3 separate regions of the Homo sapiens genome follow, and all the other regions are linked to region 1. A link is an interaction called in ENCODE POLR2A ChIA-PET data of the cell type or tissue named here. Cell type or tissue: MCF 10A. All regions are shown on one strand. Region 1 has its middle 31 kb from the start of S100A7. Region 2 holds the start of S100A12 (S100 calcium binding protein A12). Region 3 has its middle 8.5 kb from the start of SPRR2F.

Region 1 (8,000 bases):
GCCCGAGGGACTCAGAATGAGAGCCTGTGGCCCTAACCAAAGAGTGACCTCTAGGGAGCTCTTATTTCAGGGGAAGACCACTCATGACCACAGGAGCTCCTAGTCTCACGGTAAGGATAGGGCATCACCATAGCTTCTCCCTGCGTGGGTCAGAGTGACCCCAAAACTGATCCCCCCTCTTTCACCTCCAGTCTGATGGCAAGAAGTCAATGATGTGTCCCCTGGCCTCCTGGGAGCAGTGGTTGGGTGAGGGGTGACATCAGTACTCTTAATTTAGAAAGTGGGTGGGACCAGGGGAAGGGTCTCGTAATAGACCTAGGCCATTGCCAAGATTGGCCAGCAGGGGGCGGAGTAGACCTTAGCAGGAGAGGGCAGGCAGAGGAAGGAGGGAAAAGGGAGGAGATGGTTTGATGGAAAGGGCTCTCAGAAGGAAGGTGGGGAGGGGCTTGGTGGGAGCTGGGAAGGTGCCATCCTGCTTCATACCTTGGCTTTGGCAGGGGAGGTCTGCATGGTCTTCTTGAGGAGAGAGAAAATAATTACAGAGACACTGGAATGGTTGAGCTGCAGAATTTACCAAACCAGGGACCTCTTATGTCTAGGTTCTCATTATATGAAATAATAATCCTCTATTTATAATCCACTTTAAATCAATTAATGTATTTTTTTTGCAATCAAAAGGCTCCCAACTGTTGCAAATTTCCTTTTCCAAGACTAATTAGGGAGGGACACTCAATCTCCAGCTCCCCTCTTTGTTGCTGAAATCAGACATCATCCATGCCAAGGTTCTGCTCACCAGAAGCTCAGCCCCTAGCAAGCAGGACCTGCCTAGGGGTGGGGGGGTTGACTTTTCCTTTGCCTCCATGCCCCTTAGTGGCACTTGGTTTTGAGGAAGACTCTCCTCCTCTGCTGCACTCTGAATTTTCTCTAACCTCAGGAAAATCTAGTGGCTTTCCTTTTTAGATGGAAATGATGCTTCACTGAGAATCTCCCATCCTGATATTTAACAACATCATCTACATTCATGAATGTGTTGATGTTTTCCATCTGTGTTGTTTTGTGTTGGGTGGAAATTGAGATAAGGGTTGAATTTTGCATGTGGCTCAAGGTATAGGCCAGATATTTCATGCATGAATACAGGTTCCATAGGCAGAAATGAGCACCAGAATATACAGACTCCTGTAATTTGTGGGAATCTTGGCGAGGGCTTTGGACATATTCGGGGGGTGCAGGGTGGAATCAGGGCAGGGTGGTGGTAGTTACGAACAGAGAGGCCCCTGCTGACATGTAGGCATCAAATGCAGTTCAGAATTTTTAATTTATAGATTCTAGTAGAGAAGACTATATAAAGATTTCTATTTTGGAGGTAGATGTAGAAAAGCTTGAAGTGGCCAGAGATAGTGTTTGTGGTGCAGATAGCAGAGATGATACCCTAAGACCTGTGAAAGCAGTCACAAAAAGCTGCGCTTTGTTTGTTAAAGATGTTAGCTGTGGTTTATGAGATGTGCTGCTTTGGATGATGGAAGATTAAGCCTGTGTTGGCATGGTGATGGAAAACATGTTGTTCACAAATAAAGTCTTTGTGAACATGTCCTTCTTTGATTCAGAATTGAGGCAGGCAGAGCCTGCTCCCATGGGCTGAGAATTTGCAAGCCAGGGTGGCCTCACCAGCTATTTGCTCTGGGGCCATGACCTCAAGAGTAGGGTCCTGGTTTTCGTTACACGAAACAAACATTTATGGTAGCCAAATGATGATGATTGTGTAATTACAAGACTGGATAAAGTGATGGAGGAAATACAATCTCAAGCATTTGTGGAAGGTAGAGGGCAGAAGGGTTGTTGTGGTTAGGGAGGCTTCACAGAGCAAGCAGGACTTGACAGGACTTGATCTGGGCTCGGAAGGTGGCCACCGTGAGACCTGTCAGACTGGAGCAGACTGTGCTACAGCTCCTGGGGAGGAACATGCCTGGGGTGGGCCGTGGAGGGCCTCACACGCAAGGGCTGGAGGGGTTAGAATTGGTATGCTGATTTAATAAAGAGGAGGAAGTCACAGAAGGAAGAAGTCACATACCTGGATATTTAGAAAATAGTAGAGGGGGCTGGGCGTGGTGGCTCCCGCCTGTAATCCCGGCACTTTAGGCCAAGATGGGCAGATCACCTGAGGTCAGGAGTTCCAGAGAAGCCTGAACAACGTGATGAAACCCTGTCTCTACTAAAAATACAAAAATTAGCTGGGTGTGGTGGCCTGTGCCTGTAGTCCCAGCTGCTGGGGAGGCTGAGGCAGGAGAATTGCTTGAACCTGGGGAGCAGAAGTTGCAGCGAGCCGAGATTGCACCACTGCACTTCAGCCTGGGCGACAGAGCAAAACTCCATTTCAAAAGAAAAAAAAAAAAAGAGAGAAAATAGTAGAGGTGTCACGCCAAGCTGCATCAGTGGAAAAAGCCAAGTGGAATAACTCAAGCATCATTTTTCTCACCCCCAAACTTCTCATGGGGGTTTCATTATCTGATTCCATCTTCCGTTTTCCATATATTTGCTCAATCCCTTCTTTTCCTAGTGATACAGGCAGGAGGCAGGAGTTCAGCCCAAGTGGACCCCTTGGCCAGAGAGTGTCTGGTTGGGACTTATGGATTATGTCCAATTTCTGGGTGGCAACAGAGAGGGTGGCTGGAGATTGAGTGTCCCTTCATTATTCTTGGAATAGGAAATTCTGAGAATATTGGAATAGGAATTCCAAGAATATTATTCTTGGAATAGGAATAGTCTTGGAAAAGGAAATTTGTACCATTTGAGATCCTTCCAGTTGTAAACAAATAAAATAACTGGTTTAAAGTGGATTATAAATATAAGTTTATTATCTCATATAATAAGAAATCTAGAGATAAGAGATCCCTGCAGCTCAACCATTCCAGTTTCACGGTAATTCTTTTCTCTCTTCTTGAGAAGCAATAAGCACAGCTCCTTCCATGACAATGTCCAAAGTAAATAGGGGTGGGCGCAGTGGTTCATGCCTGTAATCCCAGTACTTTGGGAGGCCAAGGCAGGTGGATTGCTTGAGATCAGGAGTTCGAGACCAGCCTGACTAACATGGTGAGACCCTGTCTCTACTAAAAATACAAAAAATTAGCTGGGCATGGTGGTGCATGCCTGTAGTCCTAGCTACTCAGGGGGCTGAGGCAGGAGAATTGCTTGAACTCGGGGGGAGGAGGTTGCAGTGAGCCAAGATGGCGCCACTGCACTCCAGCCTGGGCAACAGAGCAGGACTCTGTCTCAAAAAAAACCAACCAAACCAAAACAAACCAAAACAAAACAAAAACCAAAACAAAGTAAATAGGGAGTGCAGGGAACTTTTTTTTTTCTCCCAAAACTTTTTTTTTTTGTTTTTTTGGAGAAAGGCAGAAAATCTTTCTCATAAACTCTCCAGAAGACATCTCCTTCATATCACCAGCCAGAACTAGGTCCCATCTAGGCCACTTCTAGAGGCACAGGAGGCTTGGAGACCAAGTCTTTGGCATTGTTGGCCTTTGTTGTGGAAGGTGTGGTCTGCCAGCAAGAAGGAAGGAGAGGGGACTGGTGGATGGTTGGTGACCAGCAGTGACTACTGCAAACCCAAGGAACAGAGGAGTGGCAGAATTACTGCAGAGGGGAGGCAAGAAGACCAAGTCCTTGGGGTTTGCAGGGAAAGAGGAGGCAAGCTCTTGTGTTTAAGAATACCTGTGTGGTGGGTTCAAGGTGCACTGTAGATTGAGTGCTTTGGCTTTGTGTGAGGGACACCCCACGGCACCTGTGCTAGAGTTTACTTAGACGGCGAGACCAAAGCCACCTCAGTCTCTGTTTTTCCTCCTGTAGTTTCAACCACGAGGATTCACCTTGAATTCACAGAGTGGAGGCTGGCATTGTCTCCTGGGCAACATATTCCTCCTTCCTCTATGAGGAAAAACTCCCCAGAGGCCGGACACTCCTGGGAGTGGGTAGAAATGAAGACCTGGGGAGGGGTAGAGACAAGAACTCATCTCTTTCTCTTGAACTTCCAGGTCTGAACTCCCTGCCCTTAGCAGTGGGAGGAGAGGGGTGCAGAAGGGCAACGGCAGATGTCTGCCTGATGGGGAAGAAGCAGCCCCAGCTGGGGAGTTCCTAGCTTTGTGAGGGGCAGTGCTCTGACCAGGCTAGGCTGGAAGTCAGGGGCTGACTGTGAGGGGCTTTGTGGGTGGGGATGCTTGGCAGAGGGGAGGGATCATGAGTGCTGAGTGGGGGGCGGGGAGGGGCTGGGAAGGGATTTGGTGAAAGGCTTATGGGGTCCTGGGCTGGAGATGGGGTTCTTCAAACATGCTGAGGGGTGATGGTGGGGTTTCCTGGACCTCCCACCCCAAGACAACTGAGGAGGCTTCAGTGCCTCCCTCTTCTATCTTGTGTGTCACACTCTGTGGCTTGCCAACCAAGACTGTCAGCGGATTGCGTAGGTGTTTCCTCTCTCAGAAGTCAGTGGAGTCCCCCATTTCTTCAAAGAAAGCATGAGTGCCTGCCTTAGGGATCTGGAGCTCTGAGTTAAGTCTCCTTCAGTTCTTCACCAGCCCTGCGGCTTGGGCAAGCCACTTCACCTCTCCCAGTCTTGTTTTCGTCATCTATGAAACAGCAGCACTGTGGGGTCAGATTGACTGCTGTGTGAATCACAGCTCAGCCTCTGTTAGCCTCTGTTAGCTCTGTGTCTTCAGACAAATTAACCTCTTTGGTTTGCTTGCAGAGTTTTTGTCTAGAGTTTTCAATCACTCACTTCCAGATGAGTATTGCACTTACTTTTGCCAGGTGCAGGGCCTAACAGCAGCAGCAGCAACAGTGAAAAATCAAAGCAAAAGGGATAATGTCTCGTTTCGTCATTAGGAGGGATTCATATTACACCGTGAGGTTGGCTGGGGCTCAGATGAAGTCACCATTCTGACTGCTGTCATAAAAACTAAATGGGATAAAGAGGGTTTTGTAATCTGCGAAGGCTGCCAGGACAGACGTAAGGATGAATCAATCCCTGGGAAGGAAGCCCAGATGGTGGCTTTTCAGACTTGACAACAGGTGGCGGCTCCCGCCCTCAGGGTGGGACTCTTGGATGGGCCCTGTCCAGCTCCAGGACCAGGTAGGCCTGGAGGGGCCTTTCCTCCCGGGGAAAGGAAGTGGCATGCATCCAGAGTTCCCAAAGTGGCGATTCCATTTACCTTGCTCAGTATTTGACTCTCTCGTCCTCCTGTTTGAGACGGGAGGAATGATGGTGGGTGAGGAATTCGGGAAAGCCGCTTTCATCCCTCCTTTTGCAGTGAACTCGGCCCAATCCCACTTGTCCAGGAGTGTTCTGCACCACCCCACCTCGGGGTTCAGGAGGAAAAGGCCACTATATGGCTTTAATTTTAGGATTGAGATAGAACTTTAATAAATTTGAAGGTTCAGTGTTAGAGCCTTCAAGTTTTGCAGTTTCATGGCAGTGGTTGAATGTTCCCATTTGTGCCCTTGAATTCCCTGATTGTGATTCGCACTGTTGTCCCCACCACTCCACTGCCACTACCACCGCCACTCCACTGCCACTACCACCGCCACTCCACTGCCACTACCACCGCCACTCCGCTGCCACTACCACAGCCACTCCACTGCCTTTACCACCGTCACTTCTGCTATTGTAGAGTCACAGCTCACAAGGTGGGTAGCACGAGAGCTAAAAATAAACAGGTTTAAACTAGGTGTCAGAGTCCAGCAATTAAGGGCAAGGATTCTAGAGCCAGACTGCCTGAGTTCAAATCCAGGTGTGACCATTTACTGCCTGTGTGATCTTGGGCAAATTACATAATCCTATAGTGCCTCAGCTTTCACATCTGTAAAGTGGGGGTGATAATAATAGCTCCTACCTTTTAAATGTGTTGTAATGATTAAATACATTCATAGATGTAAAGCCTTTTTTTTGAGATGGAGTCTCACTCTATTGCCCAGGCTGGAGTGCAGTGGTGCGATCTTGGCTCACTGCAACCTCCGCCTCCCGGGTTCAAGCGATTCTCCTGCCTCAGGCTTCCGAGTAGCTGGAATTACAGGCGCCCGCCACTGTGCCTGGCTAATTTTTGTATTTTTAGTAGAGATGGGGTTTCACCATGTTGGCCAGGCTGGTCTCGAACTCCTGACCTCAGGTGATCCGCCCACCTCAGCCTCCCAAAGTGCTGGGATTACAGGCATGAGCCATCGCGCCTGACCTGAATATTTTTTATTCCATTTTACAGGCAGAGAAACTGAGGCTCAGAGATGTAACTTGTCACATCCACATAGCTAGGAAGTAGAGGAACCAGGTTCAAACCTGTGATTTTTGGCCCCCAAGGCTAGTGCTCTTCACTACGGGTTTATACACTGCAGCCTCCACAACTGCGTTGCTTTTTTTAGCACAAGGGCAGTGTCTCACACATCTTTCCAGCACACACAGGCCTTGCCTCGTGAGCCTGGCACTTGGCACGTGTGATTTTAGTGTGATAAAGACTCTGGTATGTCTGGGCTTCCTTCCAGGGTGTACTCACTTTCCAGAGCTTTCTAATTTGTGTTTTTCATACTGTGTTCAAGCCCTTGTATGAGGAAGCCAGCCCTATCTGGATTTCCTTCCTAGTGACTCCAGGGCAAGCAGTAGTGCAGGAGACTCAGGGAGGAGGGTGCTGGAGGGCAGTGCCATCTACCCAGACAGATGTCGGCTTGGTCTCTCATTCCCAGTCATTAGCTCAGAGCTTTTGGTGTCCTGGGTGGTTAGCAGTTGGATAAGGGCAAAGACCCTTTTTTTTTTTTGTATTAAAAAAATGGATATATCATGGCTGACTCTGGGCATGCTGCCTATGAGTTAGTCCTGCTCCGCAAGGAGCAGTACTGGTCATTAAAGATTGCTGTCTAACACTACCAGCTCACCAAAGAATTAAAAAAGATTGATATATCCTAGTTGTACATATTTTTGGGGTACATGTAATGTTTTGATACAGGTATATAGTGTGTAATGATCCAATCAGGGTAATTGGAATATTCATAACCTCAAATACTTATCTTTTGTGTTAGAAACAGTACAATTCTTCTTTTCTAGCTATTTTCACATTTACAATAAATTATTGTTAATGTAATTTCCCTATTGTATTATCTAGTACTATCAAATACTAGAACTTAGTATCTAGAACTTATCAAATACTAGAACTTATTCCTTCTATATAACTGTATTCTGTATTCCTTCTATATAACCCTTTATATATTTCTTTTCATTCCCCTCTCCTTCTCCCCTTCCCAGCAATTGAATTCCCATTCAATTTCTTTTTATTCCCCTCTCCCTCTTCCCTTCCCAGCCTCTGGTAAGACTCCCATTCTCTAGATGAGATTTACTTGCTTCTTGCTCCATTTCAGAGACAGAGAAGAAGACAATGGCCTCAGTAAGATATACATAAGATGATCTTCTAGGCAGTAATACTAGTGACCATGGCAGAGAGAACTTGACTGGACTTGTGTTTCATGCAATGTAAGAAAAGCAGGCACAGCAAAAGAGAACCCACACTCCCCCACATCCCCTGCAATGTAACAAATAACATAAGGAATGCTTGATTACCCACCAGCTTAAGATAGAAACCATCACCAAAGACCTAAATGTAAGAGCGAAAACTATAAAACTCTTTAAAAACAGGGGAAAAGCTTAACAATGTTAGATTTGGCGATGAGTTCTTGGATAATGGTGGGAGGATTGCTTGAGCCTGGTAGGCAGAGGTTGCAGTGAGCTGAGATCCCACCACTGCAAAAAAAAAAAAAAGAGAAAAAGAAACAGAAACAGGGTCCCACTCTGCTGCCCAGGCTGGAGTGCAGTGGCAGGATCATGGCTCACCATAGCTTCAAACTCCTGGGCTCAGGTGATCCTCCCACCTCAGCTTCCCAAGTAACTGGGACCACAGGTGCACACCACCACACCTGGCTAAATATATTTATTTTTTTTTGTAGAGATGGAGTCTCACTATGTTGCCCAGGCT
Region 2 (8,000 bases), 110 kb after region 1:
TTACGAAGCATACAGGCAACACGCATTCTGGATCATCCCATTCTTCTGTTACCAGATTTTTTTTTTTTTCCGAGACGGAGTCTCGCTCTGTCGCCCGGGCTGGAGTGCAGTGGTGCGATCTCAGTTCATTGCAAGCTCCACCTCCCGGGTTCACGCCATTCTCCTGCCTCAGCCTCTCCGAGTAACTGGGACTACAGGCGCCAGCCACCACGCCCGGCTAATTTTTTGTATTTTTAGTAGAGACGGGGTTTCACCGTGGTCTCCATCTCCTGACCTCCTGATCCACCCCCTTCGGCCTCCCAAAGTGCTGGGATTACAAGCGTGAGCCACCGCACCTGGCCCTGTTACCAGATCTTTGATTTTGCTCTGAACACCTTGGTTGCAATCACTGTGCTTGTTTATCCAAACTCCATTCAGGAATACATACGACAACTGCCTCCTAATTTTCCCTACAGAGATGATGTCATGTCAGTGAATCCACCTGTTTGGTCCTTATTATTCTTCTGTTTATTAGCATTATCTTAACTTTTAAGGGTTACTTGATTAGCTGTGTTTGGAACTGCTGCAGATAGATGAACGGCAGGAACTCCTCCGATGTCCTGGTTTATGTTACCAGCAATGACACTAAGGTGCTCCTACCCCGGTATGATGATACCACTGTGAATGGTGCTGCCAAGGAGCCGCCGCCACCCTAGGTGCTGCCAAGGAGCCGCCGCCACCCTAGGTGTCTGCCTAAGCCTTTGAGTGGGCGGAGCTGGGGGCAGCAGCTTGACTTTTCAGATATCTGAGCAATAGTCATGTTATTTCACTTTTCAGGTGAGCTCTCTGCGCTTGTTTGTTGCCGAAGTGCTACTTTTTAAGATTTAGATGTTAGGTTGAAACCTGTAGTTTTCCTCAACATATGCTTTGTTAGAACACTGTGATAGATTGGCTGTAGAATACTTTCTGTAGGATTGGGGGTGTAACAGGCTTCACTAACCCTCCCTAGGAATGTAAACTTCCCCCAAATCTAGATGGACCTAGAGTCAGAGAAGTCTGCTTTCATACCTGTGGGACCCCAAAGTTGGGCAGTTAGTCATACGTTTCTCTCTGTTCCCTCTCTTTTGAAAGTGTAAAATAAAACCAAAAATAGACAACTTTTCTTAAACCTTTCCAATGTAGAGAACAAAATCTTACGAAAACAGGAATGCCAATTCTGTAATCATTTTTCTAATTAGGTAAATAGAAGTCCTTATGTATGTGTTTCAAGAATTTCCCCCATAACATCCTTTATGACAAGTTCAATGGCAGTTTGTGTTTGGTGGTAAAGGATTTTCTCCATGGCCTGACTTAAAACCATTGGAAAGCACCAGGCAGTGGGAGCAGTAACCACCTGATGTCTGTTCTCCTGCATCCCCTGTCCAGGGTCATGGGGCGGCGTGCCTCATCTATGTTAGAGGGTAAAACTGATGTGTTTAGTGCTGCGTGGGATCTGGTGCTCCTCTTCAGGATTCACATCCCCACCCAGGGCCTGCTTTTACTGAGTGTTCTGCCCTAGCCTGGTTCAAGGAAGTCATGCAACTGACTTTATCAAGTGGAATTGGGATATATTTGTTATATATTTACCTAAAAACATGGAAAGGATTTTCCTCCTTCTTCCCCTGCAAGGTACATTCTACAGCTTTGAACTTCCAAGTATGCCTAGTCACCTTTTAAAATGTAAAAGTTTTCAGAAAAATGAGGATTGCTTTCCTTTTATGCACTTATTATCTTGACTACCTAAGTTGCAAGGTATTTTTATATATTCATATGTTCAAAAGCCAGCAACTCTCCTGTTGGTCCATTATTGAATGTGCTGTGAATGAAGTCTTTTGCAATTAAAATGAGATTCGCCCACATCCAAGATGAAAAAAAAAATTCCCTCTTAACACTACTTTTGCTACATTCCAGATGTTTTGATATGTTGTGTTGTGTCTCTATTTTTGTATGTTTCAAAGAATTTTTTGATTTCTGCCTTAATTTTGTTGTTTAACCAAAAGTCAGGAACAAGTTGTTTAGTTTCCATTTATTTGTGTGGTTTTGAGAGTTCCTCTTGGTATTGATTTCTATTTTTATTCCACTGCGGTCCAAGATTCTTGGTATGATTTTGATTTTTTTGAATTTATTGAGATTTGCCTTATGACTGAGCATGTGGTTGATCTTAGAGTATGTTCCATGTGCAGATGAAAATAATATATATTCTGTGGTTGTTGGGTGCATTGTTCTATAGATGTCTATTAAGTCTAATTGGTCAAGTGTCAAATTTAAGTCCATAATTTCTTTGTTAGTTTTCTGCCTTGATGATTTGTCTACTGATGTCAGTGGGGTGTTGTCCCCTGCTATTATTGTGTGGCTGCCAAAATCTTTTCTTAGATGCAGAAGTACTTATTTTATAAATCTGGGTGCTCCAGTGTTGGGTGTGTATTTATTTAGGATGGTTAAATTTTCTTGTTAAATCGAACCCTTTATCACTATGTAATGCCCTTCTTTATCCTTTTTTACTGTTGTTGGCTTACAGTCTATCGGATCTGATTCAAGAATAGCAACCTCTGCTCTTTTTTGTTTTCTGTTTGCATGATAGATCTTTCTCCATCCCTTTACTTTGAATCTACAGGTGTCATTACACATGAGACAGGTGCTTGAAGACAGCAGAAGGATGGGTCTTGTTTTTAAATCGAATTTGCCAAGGTATGTGTTTTAAGTGCAGTGTTTAGGCCATTCACATTGGAGGTTAATATTTGTATGTGAGGCTGTGTTCCTGCTTTTTTGATTTCTATTTTTTTTTTTTGAGAGGGAGTCTCACTCTGTTGCCCAGGCTGGAGTGCAGTGGCGCGATCTCGGTTCACTGCAAGCTCCGCCTTGTGGGTTCACGCCATTCTCCTGCCTCAGCCTCCTGAGTATCTGGGACTACAGGTGCCTGCCACCATGCCTGGCTAATTTTTTGTATTTTTAGTAGAGATGGGGTTTCACCATCTTAGCCAGGATGGTCTCGATCTCCTGACCTCGTGATCCGCATTTAGCAACCTCTTGCCTGGATGGCTGGGATCCTGGGCTAGTCCCTTCTCCAGGCAGATGTGAAAAAAAAAAAACATCTCAGGATCCCAAACTTACTAAGCCAGAGGGAAAAGTCAAGCTGGGAAATGGGTCATGCAAGCCTGCCCCCACCCAGGTTGGTTTCTAAATAAGATAGCTACAAAGATAAAAAGCCATACACCAATCTCACAACTTGCCCACAAGGAAATTCCTTGTGAGCCTCAAGATCTTTACCCTAAAACAGTTCTATTGAATTTCACCCTGGCAGTGTAATTGACAGCTTATCTTCACAGGTGTGGGACAAAGGGCAGAACATAAAGTCATCCCTCTGCTCACCCAAGACAAATCCATATCTGATTGCTTCCTCTCCCCTATTTTTGTTATCTTATGTAAAAATGCAGATTCACTGAGCCAGATGAAGGCATAAGTGACTATTTCCTCTACTCCGCTCCCACATGAAAATTGTGTATTCAGTGAAAGATTGATCAAAGACTCAAAAGGATGCAATCACTTGTCTCTTATCTACTGACACATTTAAAAAATATTTCTTCCTCTTCCCCCAATATCCACTGTTTCTCCTTCAAATATTGAAGCCCTCAAAATCATCTTTGGAGAAAGACGTAGACCTACCTCTGGGCACGCATCCTTAACTTTGGCCAAATAAACCTCCTAAAATGATTGAGATTCACCTTGGTCATTGTCATTGATTTACACAAGCCTGATCATCCTGCTCTGGTGGTGTCCTCCTGGGCCTAGTGAAACAAATACTGTCAATGGCTTAACAATGTTGCACTGAGATTGTGTCAGTCAAGGTGACACATGGATCGGAGAGACAGACTTTTGCCTCCAGATCCAGAGAGGTCGGTGGGCACATGAAATGAACTAGCTTTGCTAAGGGGGATATCTGTGTTGTGGGGTAGATGGCAGCACAGGTTCTGGCATGGCCTTGATTGCTCAGCAATCTTATTGACCTCTAGGCATAAACCAAGGGCAGAGTGCTTTTGGATGTCCCTTAGCTTTGGTGCGACATGGGGAATGTACAGATGAGACTTAATCCATTTTGGGCAGGTTTCTGAATCTTGAAGGACCACCTCTCCATGAATCCTGGGCATCTGTTGTCCCTTGCTGCCTCTCTGTGAGTAATAAAGTTGCTTTACTAAAACTCGTGTGAATGTTCTGTCTTACTGAACTCATGAACATGGTAAAGTAACCTAGGCATGGTGAACTTTCTTCACACACAATGATTACCCTACTCCAGCTTTCTAGGTCTTTGTAACAGCCAAGTTAGAAAGTTGGGAAAGCAAAGGGGAGGCATAGTAGCATTGCTCTCTCCTTTTTTGAAAACCTTGGAATCTATTTTGAAAACTGATCCTCTGCTCCAGTGATGAACTTTGCATCCCAGAACGACTTAGGAGGAGGTCTCCCTACCTATCTCCTTAGCTGCATAAAGATCTTTAAGTTGATATTCCATTTGCCAAAACTGAAGAGCTGGTAACCTCATCTGTTAAAACAAGACACTCAGGCTGTAAAGTTTGTTCTCCTAGTCTTTTATTAGGGAGCAGTGGAGTAGAGCTAAACCTGAAACCTGGGCCCTGGCTCAGGGCTAAAAAAGGTTCAGGGCACCCCTGTGCGGGTGGGTGGAGTGGGGGTGATTTTGTTTCAGGCTGAGCAGGAGGGCAAAATTCAGTCTGGGTACAATCTGGGCTGCTCCTGTGGCAGCCTAAGCCACAGGTTTGAAGCTTCTATTGAGCAACAGAGTACTTTACATAAATTGCCTCAAGATGAATCAGAGATTTCTTCACCCAAGGGCTAAGATGAAGCCTGAACTGATTATAAAACCTTCCTTGGCTCAGTGCCCTTCACCACTGCTGGCTTTTTGCTGTAGCTCCACATTCCTGTGCATTGAGGGGTAAGTGCATTTTCCTTGGATGGGTTCTTAGGTGGTCCACAGGGTAGTGACTGCAGGTGACCACTTTGAAATCACAAGGTGTTGGAAACCACAACCCTCCACTTGCCTGAGCACCTCTGGGGTGATATTGCATTTTGGACCCAAGTAGATCAGCTCTTGTTGTGCTATGTAGACTCAGTCCCATGATTTAAGAATGGCTAAGCAGGCCGGGTACGGTGGCTCACGCCTGTAATCCCAGCACTTTGGGAGGCCGAGGCGGGCGGATCATGAGGTGAGGAGATCGAGACCATCCTGGCTAACATGGTGAAACCCCGTCTCTACTAAAAAAATACAAAAAATTAGCCGGGCGTGGTGGCGGGTGCCTGTAGTCCCAGCTACTCGGGAGGCTGGGGCAGGAGAATGGCGTGAACCCGGGAGGCAGAACTTGCAGTGAGCCGAGATCGCCCTACTGCACTCCAGCCTGGGCGGCAGAGTGAGACTCCGTCTCAAAAACAAACAAACAAACAAACAAAAAACCCAAAACAACAACAACAAAAAAAGAATGGCTAAGCAGGGGTGGGTTATGGACCATTTGTGGGGGATATGTGGCCATAGTGCCATCACCTGAGGAAAGCAAACAGCCTGGCCAATCACAGAACCCTTCCCAAGGGACCTTGAGTAAGCAATACCCTCCAAGTTATGCACCCCGGTGGATGAGGTGGTATGGAACATGGGCAACTGAGGCTGATTTTTTTAGACGTTAGACAGTATTATATGTTTTCTCCTCCCCATCCTATCCACACATGAGAAGTTCACCATGGATCAAACAGAGCAGAGACCACAAAATAGATATGGAGGATGTTATGTTTTCTTTAGGCCCTTGATTCAGAAAGAGAGGGGAGAGTGGAGGTTGAGGGGTGGGGGAGAAACTGCCTCTAGACTTCCCTTGTTTCCTTGAAGGTTAACATTAGGCTGGGAAGATGACAAAACTTGAAGAGCATCTGGAGGGAATTGTCAATATCTTCCACCAATACTCAGTTCGGAAGGGGCATTTTGACACCCTCTCTAAGGGTGAGCTGAAGCAGCTGCTTACAAAGGAGCTTGCAAACACCATCAAGGTAGGTGATGCCCCTCTCACTGCAAACTTGCCCATGACCCTGCACTGAGGGGAGTGGCAAGGCCTGGCAGAGGATGGTGGGACAAGGACTGGGGTGGGGTTGGCCCCAGTTTGAGCTCCCAAAGGATGCTCTCCCCGCTGCTGTGGGAGAGGTCCTTTGCTTCCCTCTCTCAATAACTCACTTAAGGCTCTACTCAGTTCCTCTCTCTGAGTCTGTTTCCTCATATGTAAAATGGAGAGAGGCAGGGCACGGGAGGGGTTGAATGAGTGAGCAGAAGAGTACCTTCCAGGTCAAGCCTTGTTAATTCCAGGGTGGTTCATGACCATTGTGTTCTCTGTTTTGTTACACTGGATTCTCCAACACAGTGTTGGCTAATGAGTTAATGTGCCTGGGCCTTCACAACCCGAGCTCTGAGGGATAAGAGGCCTAAGAAAGGGTCTTGTGTGGAGGTTCTGAACTCAAGGTCTCTGTTGTCCTTTTTTCCTAGAATATCAAAGATAAAGCTGTCATTGATGAAATATTCCAAGGCCTGGATGCTAATCAAGATGAACAGGTCGACTTTCAAGAATTCATATCCCTGGTAGCCATTGCGCTGAAGGCTGCCCATTACCACACCCACAAAGAGTAGGTAGCTCTCTGAAGGCTTTTTACCCAGCAATGTCCTCAATGAGGGTCTTTTCTTTCCCTCACCAAAACCCAGCCTTGCCCGTGGGGAGTAAGAGTTAATAAACACACTCACGAAAAGTTCTGAATAGTGTCTGTGAACTTTTTTCTTTCCATGCCTGCGGTTCCCAAACTTGATCACACCTTACCCCTGCTCTTCTGGCAGTCTGATTTAGATCCCTTAGAACTCCTGCCCCATTTGTTCATTTGATCACCAATTATTTATTTATCGAATTATTTATTGAATGTCCACCATTCATTCATTCATTCACTCACTCAACAAATATTCTCTGAGCATCAGAGACCAAAGACACAAAGTCCTTGTCCTCTTAGAGCTTGCATATTATTTGGGAGAGAATAGAAAATAAATAAATAGACAAGCAAATAAAAATATATTGTATGGCTGGCCATCATGGCATGTGCCTGTAGTTCCAGTACTCAGGAGGCTGGGGCGAGAGGATTGCTTGAGTCCAAGAGTTTGAGGCCGTAGTGTGCTATGATTACACTTGTGAATAGCTATTGCATTCCAGCCTGGGCAACATAGAAAGATCCTGTCTTTAAACACATATATATATACACACACATATATATATGTCTTTAAACATATATATATGTATATATATGATATATACATATATATGTGTATATATGATATAATATAATATGATATGACATGGTGTGATCATATTGATACAATAGTAGTTAATGATAAGTTATATGAAGAAAACTAAAGTAGAGAAGTAGAGTTGGGGTGGAAAGGGAAGGAAGGTGATGTTGGTTTCGATGGGGTGGTCAGGGTATACATTTGAGCAGAAATCTGAAAGAAATGAAGAAGAGTGACTTGCAGCTATCTAGAGGCCAAGAGTTCCTGGCAGTGAGTAGCCAAGGCTCTTGGTGGGCACATACCTGACCTGCTCAAAGAGTAGCACAGAAGCCAGTATACCTGGAGTACAGTGACTGAAATGGGGAGTGGTGGGGAATATGAGCCTGTAGGTATCAGGAAGCAGATAACAGCAGCTTATAGACCATGGGGAGGACTTTAGACTTTATTCTAAATGTGCTAAGGAGACACTGGGGGGTTTTGACCAGGGGAGCGAAATGATTCTATTTATGCTTTGAAGGATTACTTTGGCTGCTTTCGTGGAGAACAGATTATAGAGCACAGGCAAGCATGGAAGCTAAGAGATCAGCTAAGAAGAGATTCCCCAGGGCAATCCTGTCTAAGAGAAATATAATATGTATAACTTAAACTTTACTAGAAACCATATTTAAAAAAGTAA
Region 3 (8,000 bases), 370 kb after region 1:
TGTTGCCTGAATACCTTTTTTTTCTTCATTGTGTTGTTTTATATGTCCTGTGAGATTTGTGCTTTAAGGAGATTAGATTCTATTTTGGTATATTTTGAGGATTTGTTTCAAGATTGAGAGCTCCTTTTAGCAGTTCTTGTAGTGCTGGCTTGGTAGTGGTGAATTTTCTCAGCATTTGTCTGCAAAAGACTTCACTTATGAAGATTAGTTTTGCTGGATACAAAATTCTTGGCTGATAATTATTTTGTTTAAGGAGGCTAAAGATAGAACCCCAATCCCTTCTAGCTTGTAGTGTTTCTACTGAGAAATCTGCTGTTAACCTGATAGGTTTTCCTTTGTAGGTTACCCGATGCTCTTGCCTCACAGCTCTTAAGATTCTTTCTTGTTTTGACTTTAGATAACCTGATGGCTATGTGTCTAGGTGATGATCTTTTGGCAATCAACTTCTCAGGTGTTCTTTGAGCTTCTTGTATTTGCATGTCTAGATCTCTAGTAAGGCCAGGGGGGTTTTCCTGGATTATTCCCTCAAATATGTTTTCCAAATTTTTAGATTCCTCTTTTTCCTTGGGAGCACAAATTATTCTTAGGTTTGGTAATTTAACATAATCCCAAACTTCTTGAAGGCTGTGCTCATTTTTTAAAATTCTTTTTTCTTTCTGTTTGTTGGATTGGGTTAATTCAAAAGCCCTGTCTTTGAGCTCTGAAGTTCTTGCTTCTACTTGTTCAATTCTATTGCTGGGAATTTCCATTGTATTTTACATTTCTCTTAATGTGTCCTTCATTTCCAGAAGTTGTGATTGTTTTTTAATTATGCTATATGTTTCTCTGGAGATTTTTTAATCCATATCCTGTAACGCTTTACAAATTTCTTTAAGTTGGTATTCACCTGTCTCTGGTGCCTCCTTGAGTAGCTTAATAATCAAGCTTCTGAATTCTTTTTCTGGCAATTCAGAGATTTTTTTCTTGGTTTGTATCCATTGTTGGTGAGCTAGTGTGATCTTTTGGGGGTGTTAAAGAACCTTGTTTTGATATGTTACCAGAATTGTTTTGATTACTTCTCACTTGGGTAGATCATGTCAGAGGGAAGATCTGGAGCTCAAGGGCTGCTGTTCAGATTCTTTTGTCCCATGGGGTGCTGCCTTGATTTGGTGCTCTCCTACTTCCACTAGAGATGTGGCTTCCTGAGAGCCAAACTGCAGTGATTGTTATCTCTCTTCTAGATCTAGCCACCCAGCAGACCTACTGGGCTCCAGCCTGGTACTGGGGAGTGTCTGCAGGGTCCCGTAATGTGATCCACCTTCAGGTCTCTCAGCCATGGATACCAGCACTTGCTCTAGTGGAGGTAGCAGAGGAGTGAAGTAGACTCTGTGAGGGTCCTTACTTGTAGTTTTGTTTAGCATGCTGGTTTTGTGTTTTGTTGGCCTCCAAACAGGAGGTGGCACTTTCCAGACAGCATCAGCTGCAGTAGTATAGGGGAGATACAAGCTTGCCCCAGGGTTGCCTGGATTGTTACAGGAAGTCAGGGACCCCGAATGGAGGGACCGACTGAAGCCATGGCAGAATAACATAAATTGTGAAGATTTCATGGACATTTATTAGTTCCCCAAATTAATACTTTTATAATTTCTTACACCTGTCTTTACTGCAATCTCTGAACATAAATTGTGAAGATTTTGTGGACACTTATCACTTCCCCAATCAATACCCTTATGATTTCCTATGCCTGTCTTTAGTTTAATCTCTTAATCCTGTCATCTTTGTAAACTGAGGAGGATGTATGTTGCCTCAGGACCCTGTGATGATTGCGTTAACTGCACAAATGTTTTGTAGAGCATGTGTGTTTGAACAATATGAAATCTGGGCACCTTGAAAAAAGAACAGGATAACAGCAATGTTCAGGGAACAAGGGAGATAACCTTAAACTCTGGCTGCCTGTGAGCCAGGCGGAACAGAGCCATATTTCTCTCCTTTCAAACGCAAATAGGAGAAACATCGCTGAATTCTTTTTCTCAGCAAGGAACATCCCTGAGAAAGAGAATGCGTCCCTAAGGGGAGGCCTCTGTAATGGACGCTTTGGGATGGCTGTCTTTTATGGTTGTCGTTAAGGGGTGAAATAAGCCCCGGTCTCCCATAGCGCTCCCAGGCTTATCAGGACAAGGAAATTCCTGCCTAATAAATTTTGGTCAGACTGGTTGTCTGCTCTCAAACCCTGTCTCCTGATAAGATGTTATCAATGACAATGCATGCCCAAAACTTCATTAGCAATTTTAATTTTGCCCTGGTCCTGGGGGTCCTGTGATCTCACCCTACCTCCATTTGCCTTGTGATATTTTATTACCTTGTGAAGCATGTGATCTCTGTGACCCACACCCTATTCGTATACTCCCTCCCCTTTTGAAAATCCCTAATAAAAACTGGCTGGTTTTACAGCTCAGGGGGCATCACGGAACCTGCTGACATGTGATGTCTCCCCCAGATACCCAGCTTTAAAATTTCCCTCTTTTGTACTCTGTCCCTTTATTTCTCAGACAAGCTGACACTTAGGGAAAATAGAAAAGAACCTATGTGAAATATCTGGGGTGAATTTCCCCCGATACCAGATAAGTATTTCGTTTTCTCAGGCAGTGGGCAGGGCCAGAGAACTTCCAAGAGATTATGTCCTTTGTCTTCGGCTACCAGTGTGGGTAGGGAAAGACCATCAGGTTAGGGTAGGATTAGTCATGTCTTAGCTCACACTCTTCTTGGGTGAGGCTTGCTGCAGCTGCTGTGTGGGGATGAGGTGTGGTTCTCAGGCCAATGGAGTTATGTTCCCAGGGGTATTATGGCTGCCTCTGCTGTGTTGTACAGGTCACCAGGGAAGTGGGGGAAAGCCAGCAGTTACAGGCCTCATTCAGCTCCCATGCAGCCTGAAAAACTGGTCTCACTCACTCCCACTGTGCCTCCCTAATAGCACTGGGTTTACTTCCAGGCAGCAGGTGAGCAGGGCTGAGAATTTGCCTCTGGCTACAAGCCTTCCTGCTGAGAAAGTAAGCAGGGCTCTCAGGTTTCACACCTCCCTGTCTGCTGCAGCTGCTGTGCTCACATTCACCCCCTCCCCCGGGTTCCGTCCAGGAAACTTCATGTTCAGTTGAAATTGTTACAAAGTTCAGCTGGAAGTTTCCTTCTGTCTGTGGTCTTTCCCCACTTCCACTGGCAGCCCTCCTCAAGGACTCCTGTGAGACAAAGTCAGAAATGTCTTCCTTGGGGACTGAGAGTGTCCACAGGGCTCTTTCTGCTGCTTCCTCTCCCCTGTATTTCACTTGACTGTTTCTTTATTTGTAAAAAATTTCCCATGCCTTTTACATAATTTTTATTAGGATTTTTTTTCTTATTTATGTGTAGGAGTTGGTAGTATAGAAGAAAACTTTATTGAAGCAAATCTTCATTTTTCTTAATATGTTTATTAGCTCTAATGGGGATTTTGGGATAATATTTTAGAGTTTTTTTACATGCAAGATTATATTATCTGTCAACAGAAATATTTTATTTCTTCTTTTCCAACTTGGATGCCTTTTATTTTTTCTTACTTAATTGCACTGACTAGAACTTTCAATAGTATGTTGACTAGAAGTTGAGAAAGTGGGCATCCCCATCTTGTTTTTGATCTTAAAGGAAAAGCTTTTGATCTTTCACCAATAAGTTTGATGTTAGCAGGGCTTTTTCATATATGGCCTTTATCAGTTTGAAGAAGTTTCTTTCTATCTCTAGTTTATTGACTATTTTTTTTTTTTTTTTTTTTTTTTTGAGACGGAGTCTCGCTCTGTCGCACAGGCTGGAGTGCAGTGGTGGGATCTCGGCTCACTGCAAGCTCCGCCTCCCGGGTTCACGCCATTCTCCTGCCTCAGCCTCCCAAGCAGCTGGGACTACAGGTGCCCGCCACTACGCCTGGCTAATTTTTTGTATTTTTAGTAGAGACGGGGTTTCACCGTTTTAGACGGGATGGTCTTGATCTCCTGACCTCGTGATCCACCCGCCTCGGCCTCCCAAAGTGCTGGGATTACAGGCTTGAGCCACCGCGCCCGGCCTTTTTTGTTTGTTTTAAGACAGGGTCTTGTTCTATTGCCCAGGCTGGAGTGCAGTGGCACTATCTCAACTCACTGAAGTCTTGACCTCCTGGGCTCAAGCAATCCTCCCACCTCAGCCTCCTGAGTAGCAGAGACTACAAGTGTATGCCACCACCCCCTGGCTAATTTTTGTATTTTTGGTAAAGATGAGGTTTCACTATGTTGCCCAGGATGGTCTCAAAGTCCTGGCCTCAAACAATCCACCCACCTCAGTCTCCCAAAGGGCTGGGATTAAGACGTGAGCCATTGTGCCTGGCAGTTTTTTTTTTTAATTATGAAACAAGGTTGAATTTTATGAAATGCTCTTCCTGCACTGATTGAGAGGATCATCTTTTTTTTTTCTTCTGCTGATAATTTGGTATATCACCTTAATTGATTTTCTTATGCTGAGCAATTCCTGGATTGGGGAGTGAATCACAGTTGGTCATGTTGTATAATCCTTTTTAATTATGTTGCTAAATTTGGTGCATGAAATTTATTTGAGGATTTTTTGCATTAATGTTATGAGAAACATTGATCTGTAGTTTTCATTTCTTATAGTGTCTTTTTGTATCCAGGGAAGGCTGGTCTCAGAACAAGTCAGGAAATATTCCCTGCTTTGAGTTACAATTGATACATAATTCACCAGTAAATCTTTCTGCTTTAGATCTTTTTTCCTGTGAGGTTTTTGATTAGAGATTCAATCTTCTTACATGTTATAAGTCTATTCAGATTTTCTATTTCTTCATGATTTGGTTTGATAAATAGTGTATTTCTAAGAATTTGTTCATTTCAACTGGGTTATCCAATATGCTGACATAGAATTTTTCAGTCTTCTCTTAAAATCCTTTTCATTTCTGTAAAATCAGTTGTAAATTTCACACTTGCAAAATTTTTATTTATTTGAGTCTTACATCTGTTTTTCTCTTAATTTACCTAAAGATTTGTCAGTTTTGTTGACATTTTCAAATAAATAGCATTTAGTTTTGTTGATTTTCCCTATTGATTGCTTGTCCTTTGTTTTATGTATCTTCACTCTCTTCCCTCTTATTTACTTGCTTTGGGTTTATTATGCTTTACTTTTTAAAGTTCCTAAGATATAATATGAGGTTAATGATTTGAGGTGTTTGTTTTCATTAAAATATGCATGTGGTTATGGCTACAAATTTCCGTTAGCACTGTTTTGCTGCAACCCATAAGTTTTGGTATGACATGCTTTTGTTTTTAGTAGTCTCAAAGTATTTAATTTTCCCTGTGAATTCTTCTCTGACCCATTGATTGTTAAAGAGTGTGTTGTTTAATTTCTACAAATTTGTGAATTTTCCAGTTTTTCTTTGATTATAGATTTCTAGTTTCATTCCATCATGACTGGAAAAGTACTTTGTATGATTTTAGTCTTTTAAAATATATTAACTTGTTTTGCAGCATAATATAATATATGATCTATCCTGGGGAGTGTTCCATGTTCTCTTGAGAAAACTGTAATGTGGATTCTGCTGTTGGTGGGTGGAGTATTCTCTATTTGCCTCTTAGGTCTAATTGGTCTATACTTTTTCGCAAATCATCTTTTTTTTTTTCAAACTTCTGTCATTCTAGTCATTATTGAAAGTGAAATATTGAAGTTTTCAACTTTTATTATAGATCTGTCAATTATTTAAAAAATTTATTTCAGTGTAGCTTCATATATTAATTGGAGTTCTGATATTTAGTGAATGTATGATTATAATAGCTATATCTTCTTGGTAAATTGATCCTTTTATCAATATATGATGTCTTTTTTTGTCTCTGATAATGGTATTTAACTTGAAGTATGGCTTTACAAAATATTAGTTTAGCCACCTCAGCTCTCTTTTGGCTTCTATTTGCATAGAATTTACTTTTCCATCCTATTACTTTCACCCTGTTTGTGAGGTGGGAAATTAAGGAAGGAAAGAAAAATAAAATTAAAAAGAAAAAGAAATAAGCTTTCCTGTATTAGGCTGACTTATCTCAGAGGCAGCAACAGGCACAGCCCAGACCCAGGAAAAGCCTTGATAAACATTATCTAAGAAGCTAGTACACAAAGAAATCTACTCTGGAGACCCTCCCAGCACTCTTTCAACACAGGGAGGAGAAAAACAAATTTTCCTTTCTTTTATGGTATAAGTTTATAGATTCCTGTTCTCTGTATCTAGTAACTTCAAGTATTCTGTTTTGTCTAAGTGGAACAGTGAAGGACATGAGCTGTCTGAGCAGGCCTGAATTATGGCCACCTGGGCGCTGTAGTGAAGGTCATGGAATAAGCTGTGCTAGGCACTAGGGCAAACCTAGATAACGGCCATCTTGGTTACATAGCAACAGTCATGTGTAATCCTGAGTTATGAACCTGTTAAAATTTGATTAACTGTCTTTGTTCTGCCTCTGTATCCTCACTTTCACGCCACTGTAAGCCTGCTTCAAGCTAGCCCATCCCCTTTTAAAAGTGTGTATAAAAGTTAAGTGCTGTCTTTGTTCTTGGCACATCTTCTGACGTTAATCTTCTGGGTCTGAGTGCATTCAATAAATCCTCCTCCTTTTACCCCGTGGTCTTTCTGGTTCTCCTGATTCTGCAACCGTTGTGTCTTCCATGTAAAGTGAGTCTCTCTTAAATAGCATAGAGTTGGATCTTTTTTCTTTTTTATCCATTCCACCAATCTCTGTTTGTTGATTAGAAAGTTTAATTCTCCATTCAAGGAATTCCATTTAAAGTAATCATTGATGACGAAGGTCTTCCTTCCGCATTTACTGTATATTGTTTGTCCTTCATTTCTTCCATGATTGCTTGATTTTGTGTTCAGTTGATCCTTGTAGAAAAACTTTTTGATTGTGTTTATTTTTCCTTTTGTATATGTTCTATAGATATTTATTTTGGGGTTACAATGGGGATTATATATAACATCCTAAAGTTACAGTTATCTAGTTTGAATTAACACCAACTTAACTGTAAATGCATAAAAAATTCAACTCTGACAAAAGTCTATCCCCTTTTTATGTTATTGATTTCACCAATTACATCTTTCTACGTGGCATGTCCACTAACTTTGGCTTATAATTATATTTTATGAATTTGCATTTTAAATCCTGTAGAAAATAAAAAGTGGAGTTACAAGCTAAAATTACAATAATGCTGGCTTTTACGTTTGCCCATGTACTTTTACCAGAGACCTTTATATCTACATACAGTTTCAAATTTCTCTCTAGCATCCTTTTACTTCAAATCAAAAGGCTCTCTTTATCATTTCTCACACAGGAAATCTAGGAGCAATGAACCGCCTCAGGTTTTGATTATTAGAGAATGTTATAATTTCGCCCTCATTTTTTAAGTACAATTTTGCCAGAAGCGAAATTCTAGGTTGCCATTTTTTCCTTTCAGCACTCTCATTATATCATCCCACTGCCTCCTGATCTCCAAGACATCTGATGATAAATTGGTCAACAGTCTTATTAAGGATCACTTATATATGAAGATTCACTTATCTCTTGATGCTTTGAATATTCTCTCTTTGATAGTTTGATTATAATGTGCCTCCGTGTGGCTCTCTTTGAATTTATTTTACTAGGAGTTTGTTGAACTCTTTGGATGTGTAAATTTATCTTTTACTGAAGTCACATATATGGAACCTTAAAGTATGTAGTCTTTAAGACGGCCTTCTGTTACTTATCAATTTGCATTTAAAATTCAACCATGTCTTTGTGAGTCTTGATAGGTCATTCCATTTTGTCACTGTACAGTATTCCACTCTATGGGTGTGATATACTACAGTTTATTTATCTATTTATCTACTGAAGGACACCTTGGTGGATCATAATTCTTGGAAATTATGAATAAAGCTACTATAAACATTTGAATCCAGGTTATTTTTTGTGGGCATATTTTGAAATCTGTTACATGAATTTCTA

The links. ChIA-PET counts read pairs that join two places held together with the same protein. Peaks named below come from ENCODE experiments on the same cell type or tissue, not always from the same donor. Only the 100,000 strongest peaks of a DNase experiment are listed, where the experiment ranks them.
Region 2: POLR2A ChIA-PET joins it to region 1 with 8 read pairs; 3 of 35 experiments call an interaction of 5 or more read pairs at or near these places.
Region 3: POLR2A ChIA-PET joins it to region 1 with 5 read pairs; 1 of 35 experiments calls an interaction of 5 or more read pairs at or near these places.

What each region holds. Positions count from the first base shown.
Region 1 is chr1:153,487,429-153,495,428 of GRCh38, reverse strand. No RefSeq gene overlaps it. Among named protein-coding and RNA genes, the nearest start is that of S100A7, 31 kb to the right of the region's middle. In MCF 10A, a CTCF peak has its summit at 337 (motif pointing right); DNase peaks (open chromatin) are centred at 358, 4,608, 4,978 and 6,478.
Region 2 is chr1:153,372,512-153,380,511 of GRCh38, reverse strand. S100A12 (S100 calcium binding protein A12) reads left to right here and starts at 4,891. Exons shown (of 3, transcript NM_005621.2): 1 at 4,891-4,960; 2 at 5,900-6,057; 3 at 6,545-6,801. The coding sequence starts at 5,920. The coding sequence ends at 6,685. It also overlaps the pseudogene LAPTM4BP1. RefSeq lists a silencer at 1-128. In MCF 10A, no CTCF peak of the experiment used is centred here; a DNase peak (open chromatin) is centred at 4,861.
Region 3 is chr1:153,118,047-153,126,046 of GRCh38, reverse strand. It overlaps a transcript of SPRR2F not described here. Among named protein-coding and RNA genes, the nearest start is that of SPRR2F, 8.5 kb to the right of the region's middle. RefSeq lists a silencer at 2,974-3,063 and an enhancer at 2,519-3,262. In MCF 10A, no CTCF peak of the experiment used is centred here; DNase peaks (open chromatin) are centred at 2,736 and 3,016.